2 separate regions of the Homo sapiens genome follow, and region 2 is linked to region 1. Evidence: chromatin loops called from intact Hi-C (ENCODE). Cell type or tissue: K562. All regions are shown on one strand. Each heading gives the region's core, and the rest is flanking DNA. Links, peaks and the distances in the headings are about the cores only.

The links. Hi-C counts contacts between places; a loop is a spot of excess contacts. Peaks named below come from ENCODE experiments on the same cell type or tissue, not always from the same donor. Only the 100,000 strongest peaks of a DNase experiment are listed, where the experiment ranks them.
Region 2: it touches region 1 in a loop (4-fold over the local background); 6 of 110 quality-filtered maps call a loop at or near these places.

The regions. Positions count from the first base shown.
Region 1 is chr7:12,460,326-12,464,734 of GRCh38, forward strand. No RefSeq gene overlaps it. Among named protein-coding and RNA genes, the nearest start is that of C7orf78, 42 kb to the right of the region's middle. In K562, for the core only: no CTCF peak of the experiment used is centred there; no DNase peak of the experiment used is centred there.
Region 2 is chr7:12,621,509-12,625,917 of GRCh38, forward strand. SCIN (scinderin) reads left to right here. Exons shown (of 16, transcript NM_001112706.3): 5 at 1,293-1,385; 6 at 3,502-3,634; 7 at 4,254-4,342. Among named protein-coding and RNA genes, the nearest start is that of SCIN, 53 kb to the left of the region's middle. In K562, for the core only: a CTCF peak has its summit at 2,581; DNase peaks (open chromatin) are centred at 1,903 and 2,563.

The sequences.
Region 1 (4,409 bases), core at 174-4,173:
TTTACTTGAAAACTATAAAGCATTGTTGAAACAAATTTTGAAAAAACTGAATAAATGGAGCAACAACTCATGCTCATAGGTAAGAAGACTTAATATTGTTAAAACATTAACTCTATCCAAAGTGATCTACAGGTTCAATGCAATCCCTATCCAAACTGCCACAGCTTTTTAGCAGAAGTGGAAAAGATGATCCTCAAATTCATATGAATTGCAAGAGGCTTTGAACAGTCAAAACATTTGTTAAAAACAAAACCATAGTTGACCCACACTACCTGCTTGTTATGGACTGCAGGTTTGTGTCCCCTTAAATCATTTTTTGTTGAAACCTAACCCTCAATGGTATGAAATTAAGAAGTGGGGCCTTTGGGAGGTAATGAGATTTAGATGAGATCTGCTTTTAAAAAGAGAAAGAGGGCCGGGCACGGTGGCTCATGCCTGTAATCCCAGCACTTTGGGAGGCCGAGGCAGGCAGATCACCAGGTCAGGAGTTCGAGACCAGACTGGCCAATGTGGTGAAACCCTGTCTCTAGTAAAAACACAAAAATTAGCCAGGTGTGGTGGTGACTGCCTGTAGTCCCAGCTACTCAGGAGGCTGAGGCAGAAGAATCGCTTGAACCCGAGAAGAGGAGCTTGCAGTGAGCCGAGATCATGCCACTGCACTCCAGCCTGGGTGGGAGAGCGAGACTCTGTCTTAAAAAAAAAAAAAAAAAAAAAGAAAGAGACTAGAGTTCACTTTCTGTCCACCACATGAAAATATGGCAAGAGGATAACTATCTGTAAGCCAGGAAGAGGTCCCTCATCAGTACCCAGCCATTCTGGCACTTTAATTTTGGACTTCTCAACGTCCAGAAGTCTGAGAAATAAATTTATATTGTTAAAGTCACTCAGTCTATGGTATTTTTGTCATAGCAGCCTGAATGACTAAACACTGCCCAAACTGATTAAAATGCTGGTTTTATTACAAAACTAAATAATCAAAACAGTGTGGCACTGGCATAAGGATAGACACATAAATGAATGAAATAGAATTCAGAATCCAAAAATAAACTCATACACCTATGGTCAATTGATTTTTAACAAAGACCACACATCTGATCTTTGACAAACCTGACAAAAACAAGCAATAGGGAAAGGATCTCCTATTCGATAAATGGTGCTGGGAAAACTGACTAGCCATATGCAGAAAACTGAAAATGGACCCCTTTATTACACCTTATACAAAAATTAACTCAAGATGGATTAAAGACTTAAGTGTAAAACCCAAAACCATAAAAACCCTAGAAGAAAACCTAGGCAATACCATTCAGGACATAGGCATGGGCAAAGACTTCATGATCAAAATGCCAAAAGCAATTGCAACAGAAGTCAAAATTGACAGATGGGATCTAATTAAACTGAAGAGCTTCTGCACAGCAAAAGAAACTATTATCAGAGTGAACAGACAACCTCCAGAATGGGAGAAAATTTTTGCAATCTACCCATCTGACAAAGGTCTAATATCCATGACTTACTATAAAGACACATGCACACATATGTTTATTCCAGCACTATTTACAATAGCAAAGTCATAGAACCAACCCAAATGCCCATCAATGACAGACTGGATAAAGAAAATGTTGTACATATACACCATGGAATACTATGCAGTCATAAAAAGGAATGAGTTCATGTCCTTTGCAGGGACATGGATGAAACCGGAAGCCATCATCCTCAGCAAACTAACACAGCACAGAAAACCAAACACCACATGTTTTCACTCATAAGTACGAGTTGAACAATGAGAACATATGGACACAGGGAGGGGAACAATACACACCAGGGTCTGTTGGGGGCTGGGGGACAAGAGCAGGAAACTTAGAGGACAGGTCAACAGGTGCAGCAACCACCATGGCACACGTATACCTATGTAACAAAGCTGCAAACTCTGCACATGTATCCCAGAACTTAAAGTAAAATAAATAAATAAACAAACAAAGACACCAAGTCTAGTCAATAGGAGAAGAATAGTCACTTCAAGAAATGGTGCTGGGCAATTGAATTTCTACATGTCAAGGAATAAAGTTGAACCCCTTTCCCCATATTGTGTGCAAAAATTAACTAAAAAGTGGGTTAATGACCTAAATATAAGAGTTAAAGCTATAAAACTCATAGAATAAAATTTGGATTTGACAATGAGTTCTTAGATATGAGACCAAAAAAACACAAATAACAACAACAGAAAAGACAGGATGGACTTCATCAGTATTAAAAACTTTGTGACTCAATGAGTATTATCAAGAAAGTGAAAAGACAATCTACAGAATGGGAAAATATATTTGGAAATTATATATATGATGAGCTTAATATCAAAAACATACAAAGAACTTCTACAACTCAACAACAAAAAGATAACCTAATTACAAAATGGGAAAAAGCTGAAATAAACATTGTTCCAAAGAAGATATACAAATGGCCAATAAGCACATAAAAAGATCCTCAACATTGTTAGTTATTAGGAAAACACCAATCAAAAGTGTAATTATACATAGATATAGACATAATAGCAACCATAGCTATACCACTTATTATTTATCATCTACCTTTCTGTCACTATTGCTTATACCTCATATTCTATATAAATGAAGAGCTTCAATTGCTTTTTATGGCTGAATAATATTCCATTAAAGTATACATATTACATTTTTAATTTAATTTTTTTATTTCAAATAGCTTTTGGGGTACAAGTGGTTTTGGGTTACATGGATGAATTACAGGGTGGGAAATTCTGAGGCTGAGATTTTAATGCATCCATCACCCGTCACATTGTAGCCAATATGTAGTTTTTTATCCCTCACCAACTCTCCTCTATCCCCCTTTTGAGTCTCCAAAGTCCATTATATCACCCTGTATGCCTTTGCCTATTCATAGCTCAGCTGTCACTTATAAGTGAGAACATACGGTGTTTGGTTTTCCATTCCTGAGTTACTTCACTTTAAATAATGGCCTACAGCTCCATCTAAGCTGCTGCAAAAGACATAATTTCATTGCTTTTTATGGCTGAGTAGTATTCCATGGTGTATATATACCACATTTTCTTTATCCACTCATTGGTCAATGGGCATTTAAGTTGGTTCCAGATCTTTGCAGTTATGAATTGAGCTGCAATAAACATATGCGTGCATGTGTCTTTTTCATATCATGACTTCCTTTCTTTTGGGTAAATACCCAATAGTGGGAATGCCAGATTAAATGGCAGGTCTAATTTTAGTTCTTTAAGTAATTGCCATACTGTTTTCCATAGAGGTTGTACTAATTTACATTCCCACCAGCAGTGTATAAGTGTCACCCTTTCACTGTATCCACACCAACATCTATTGTTTTTCGACTATTTTATAGCGACCATTCTTGAAGGAGTAAGATGATACCTCATTGTGGTTTAATTTTCATTTCCCTGATCATTAGTGATGTTGAGCATTTTTTCATATGTTTTTTGGCCATTTGTATATCTTCTTCTGAAAATGTCTATTCATGTCATTTGCCCAATTTTTAATGAGATTATTTGTTTTTTATTTTCATGATTTGTTTGAGTTTCTTATAGGTTCTGGATACTAGTCCCTTGTCAGATGCACAATTTGCAAATGATTTCCTCCCATTCTGTGGCTTGACTATTTACTCTGATGATTTTTTTTTTTTTTTTTTTTTTTTGCTGTGCAGAAGCTTTTTAATTAATCAGATCTCATTTATTTATTTTGTTTTAGTTGCATTTGCTTTTGAGATCTTAGTCATGAATTCTTTACCCAGGCCAATGTTCAGAAGGTTATCTTCTAGAATTTTTGTGGTTTCAGATCTTAGATGGTAAGTCTTTTATCCATCTTGTGTTGATTTTTGAATAAAGTGAGAGATAGGGATCCAGTTTTATTCTTCTACATGTAGCCAGTTTTTCCAGCACCATTTATTAAATAGGTTATCTGTTTCTCAACTTATGTTTTCTTATGCTTTGTCAAAGATCAGTTGGTTGTAAGTATTTGGCTTTACTTCTGGGTTCTGTATTCTGTTTCACTGGTCTATATGCCTGCTTTTATATGAGTACCATGCTGTTTTGGTAGTAGCCTGCAATATTAAGTTAGGAGGCAAGACTTGACTCTGGAGGGAGGGCTCAGATACCAGACCAAAATGGAGGACTAGATAAAACAAGGCTGGGGCAGAAGCAGCTTTTCATAGCACAGGCCCATCAGTGTGCTGTGTCAGTTTACCATTGCCACAGCAACACCTGGAAGTTACTGCCCCTTTCCACAGCAAAAACCCAACAACCCAGATGTTTCCAACTTTTTCCTAGAAATTTCTGTATAAACCATCCTTTAATTTTCATATAAGTAAAACTGGGTATAAATATGAGTGCAGAGCTGCCTCTGAGCTGCTATTCTGAGCAT
Region 2 (4,409 bases), core at 266-4,265, 160 kb after region 1:
CTAACTATGGTCTTAGTTGGAGGAGAATTAGAAAAGTATATGTGAGGAGATCTTTGATGGCTCTTACAAGCTATACATACTTCTAGCAAAAGTGTTTTTTTAAAAAGCTTTTGGTCACAAGTGTTTTAGTTTTTTTTTTTTTTTTTTTTGCTTGATTCTATTTTTAGCAAAAAAAGAAAAACTGCATTACAATCATTTAGCATGTACAGTATCTAAAACATTTTATTGATCACAGTACAAATAAAAAGATAGGTATGTTCCCAGAGGACATAAGTTCTCTGATGCATCTCTAAATTTGAGAGTGTACTTACACTCATGCAAGGATTAAAGTACATTTTTATTGTTTTCTGGTATTTTGCAGTACACATTTTTATGCAATATATTGTAAGGAATAGCGAATATAAAACACATTATGTAAGGAACTTATTGTGTGTTAAATATTTGTTGTATCTAAATGAACATCTTTGCATTTTCTAAACTTGAATTTATATCTATATTATAAAAATTAAATTATTTAAAATAAGTTTATATTTGATTCCTGTCCTTGACATTCTATGCTGTTTGTGTTAATTAATAAATTAATTAAGGTACTCATAGACATATTTTTTATTTTAATATAAAGAAATTCAAAGCAGATTCAAATGTATTTTCTACCAAACACTTTTTTGGACTTTTGGATTGCATCACATATGCACAGAATAGATAAATTCATTTATTCATTATTTTGACAAACACTTACTCTGCGTATACTATGTCCCAAGAACTGTTCCAAGTGCCAAGGATACAGCAGAAAACGAAGCATGATTTGGGTGATCAAGAGCTTGCACTTCATCCTATATGTCAATAATTATAGTAGTATTTTACCTCCAAATAGTAATTTTGATTCAAATCTTTATTATAATAAACTCATAAAACTGAGAGATTATTTCTAGAAGCAGAGGTCATAGAAGAAATTCTGCTGCAGAGCTGAACATAGAGCTCAAATTTTAATTAATTCCTTCTAGCTTTCAGTAATATGGACACCTAGGCTCTCAAATTAGGGATTTTCCTTTCTTGAAATTCATTGTTTGAGGTTGCAAACAAGCAACCTCAGTGCTTGTTTACTTAATGCAATTGATTGATTTGGCCTATATGAAAAGGACTACCTTGTATGCATTGATGAGAAGTGTTTGAGCCTGGTCATTTTAATTGCAAATATTTTATAATCCATGTCTTTATAAGTGTATTTTTCTAACTCTGCATCCTTCAATGGGAGATCTTTATCTTTGCATCCACTGCTCACTTTTTTCCAGGTCTTAGGGGAAAAGCCAGAGCTTCCAGATGGAGGTGATGATGATGACATTATAGCAGACATAAGTAACAGGAAAATGGCTAAACTATACATGGTGAGTTCACTGTAACCAAATTTATTGTTTCAACAGTACTGGATGTAGCTAGGGAGGCCTGTATTGGGCGGGATTCCCGTTGCTGCAGTTGAGAACTCTCCTCATTGCTCTCCAAGAGCAATGTGTAGATAGAATCAGTTCTTTGCTCTTGTATGTTTTTTTAATTAAGTTTTAATACTTTTTGTTATTTTTATGAAAAACAACAAATATGTGAACTTATTGCTGTGACTTCATAAAATTATATATTGTTGCTGTACTAGTTTGCAACGATCTTTTGATATATAATACTCAATACAATGTTTCCTTTATGGAGTAAAAATATTTTATCAGCTTTTTCTTATAAATTCTTGATAAGAATGTAAAGTCTTCACCCTATTTAAAACATTGTCTTTAGCCATAATGAAGGAGTTCTTTGTTACAGGAGGGCTGAGCTACCAAATGAAACAGCTGGAGGGAAACAGGGTAAAAACAGTTCTGTTCCAGGCATTAACCTACCTACTTCCATATCAGCTCTATAGCACATGATTAGGAGCATGACTTTGCACAGGACATAACCACTCTGGGTCTAAGTATTCTTATGCACACACAACAAAGAAAGTAGGTTCCTTCCAACTCTATAGTTTTTTTTATTCTTTGTTTGTTTGTTTTTTCTGTTGAGGGTAACAAAAACTGCAAGACACTCCAGTTAAGGAGGTTGCTACAGTGGTATTCTTCCAGTGTTCCCTCCCCTTGCAACTTTCTAAGCGTGTGATTTGGAGCAGATCGTAAATCTCCATGCAGAATTTAGTAGTTTTCTCATCTGTAACAGAAAGAAACTATATTTGCTGCTCTTTAAGGGATTTTTGGCTCCGAAACTCTGTGATTTTACATGAAGACCAAATTAATAACTTGTTTAGCGTAATTTCCTTTTCATAATGAATAAGTGGATTTTTTTTCTTCTAGATGCAAAAGGAAATATGGTTACCATTTCTGCTAAATACTGGTAATTTTAATATGAGCCATACAGAAAGTGTTAGCTAAATATTTTGTGACTGCTTTTAAAAATTACTATTTCTAAAACTCATTTTCAACAGCCTAACAGATATCTTTTATTTCACATCATCAACCAAAACTGTTCTCCCTCCTGGACAGCATTATGAACTAAAGAAGTATTTTTAAATGGGAAAATATTCATCCTGAGTCATAGCTTCCTCTAGTGGAGCTATGCTGTATTACATGGATATAAAGTATAAAGTTCCTTTGAAAATAATTCGGGTTTCTTAACAAGGCTGGCAAGCAAAATCACCTGGGGCATTTTCAAAACTACAGAATTCAGACTCCACCCTGGTCCTGCAAAACTCCACTAATCTAGGGAGGGCTCTGGAATCTGTATAATAGGTAACTAAACTGTAGCATACAAGCTGGCCATTGAAAACCAGTAAATCCTAACCTGCACATGAATATCACTTTCAATTTTGTAAGACCACTTAAAAATTTGTTTTAATAGTCTGTAGTCATTTCTAAATGTGACAGAAGAAATTTACTTTGATAATTTATACAAAGTTTACTTAAATTGCAGGACCTATGTTGAAAAAATCTTTGTGCATAAACTATATCAATATCCTCCTTAACAAAGCGACTGGTATATGGTAGACAGTAAATGTTGACTGAGTGATTGTTTAAACTTCATCTTGTGTGTATGTAATGATTTTAAGATTATTACCTACTTGAAAAGATTACTCTAAAATGTACAAGAAATAATCATGGAAAGTTAATTACATGATGCTTAGTACATAAGAGCATCTGAATAGACCTCAGCCATTATTATTATCACTATTCTTTTCTGATGTTTTAGGCACAGTGTCAAAACTTAACTTTTTATTTGTAGTTCCTTTACCCCAAAGGACTTTCAAAAAAATTAGAGTATAATTAGTCTTGTGGATTCTTTTCATTTTCTTTGAAACAGTTTTATTGAGATATAATTTATACACCATAAAATTCTTGCATTTAAAGTGTACAATTCAATGCTTTTTATTTGATGACATTTACCGAGTTGTACAACCATTACCATAATCTAATTATAGAACATCCTTATCATCCCCAAATGAAAACATGGAGGTCATGGTTTTTATATTAGGTTTCAGATGCAAGTGGCTCCATGAGAGTGACTGTGGTGGCAGAAGAAAACCCCTTCTCAATGGCAATGCTGCTGTCTGAAGAATGCTTTATTTTGGACCACGGGGCTGCCAAACAAATTTTCGTATGGAAAGGTAAAAAATTCCATTGACGATGCTGTATTTCAGATTTATAGATATTTCCTCTATAAGGGTAAATAAAATATATTTTTTGATTTTAAAAAAAAGCCCACCTTTTAATTAAGACATGATCTATAAATGTCTCACATAAAATGCAGCCATTTTCCTCCTACCAACATCATATACCAGGGATTATGGAGTTAAAAAAAAAGCATTTGGGCAATATAAAAAGAATTGTTTTACAAATAACGTTTTTTCCTGTATTGTTAAATACACTTAATATACCAGGAAATTTTTGCTATTCTTTTTTTTTTTTTTTTTTTTCCGTCGCCCAGGCTGGAGTGCAGCCCGCCACCACGCCCAGCTAATTTTTTTGTATTTTTTGTGGAGATGGGCTTTCACCGTGTTAGCCAGGATGGTCTCGATCTCTTGACCTCATGATCCACCTGCCTTGGCTTCCCAAAGTGCTAGGATTACAGGCGTGAGCCACCGCACCCGGCCAATTTTGCTATTCTTTCACTGCTGTATTTAACTTCAATTATAATCATGTTTATTATGGTACACAAGTATTTCTTAATCATAGAATGTCTTCCTTCTCTGAAGTTCTTTCTCTTTAATTTACCTTGTATTTTAGGTAAAGATGCTAATCCCCAAGAGAGGAAGGCTGCAATGAAGACAGCTGAAGAATTTCTACAGCAAATGAATTATTCCAAGAATACCCAAGTATGTGTGAAACTGAACTGGCTAGAAAAAAATAGAAAACATTGGAGCTCATGACATCTCCACGAAA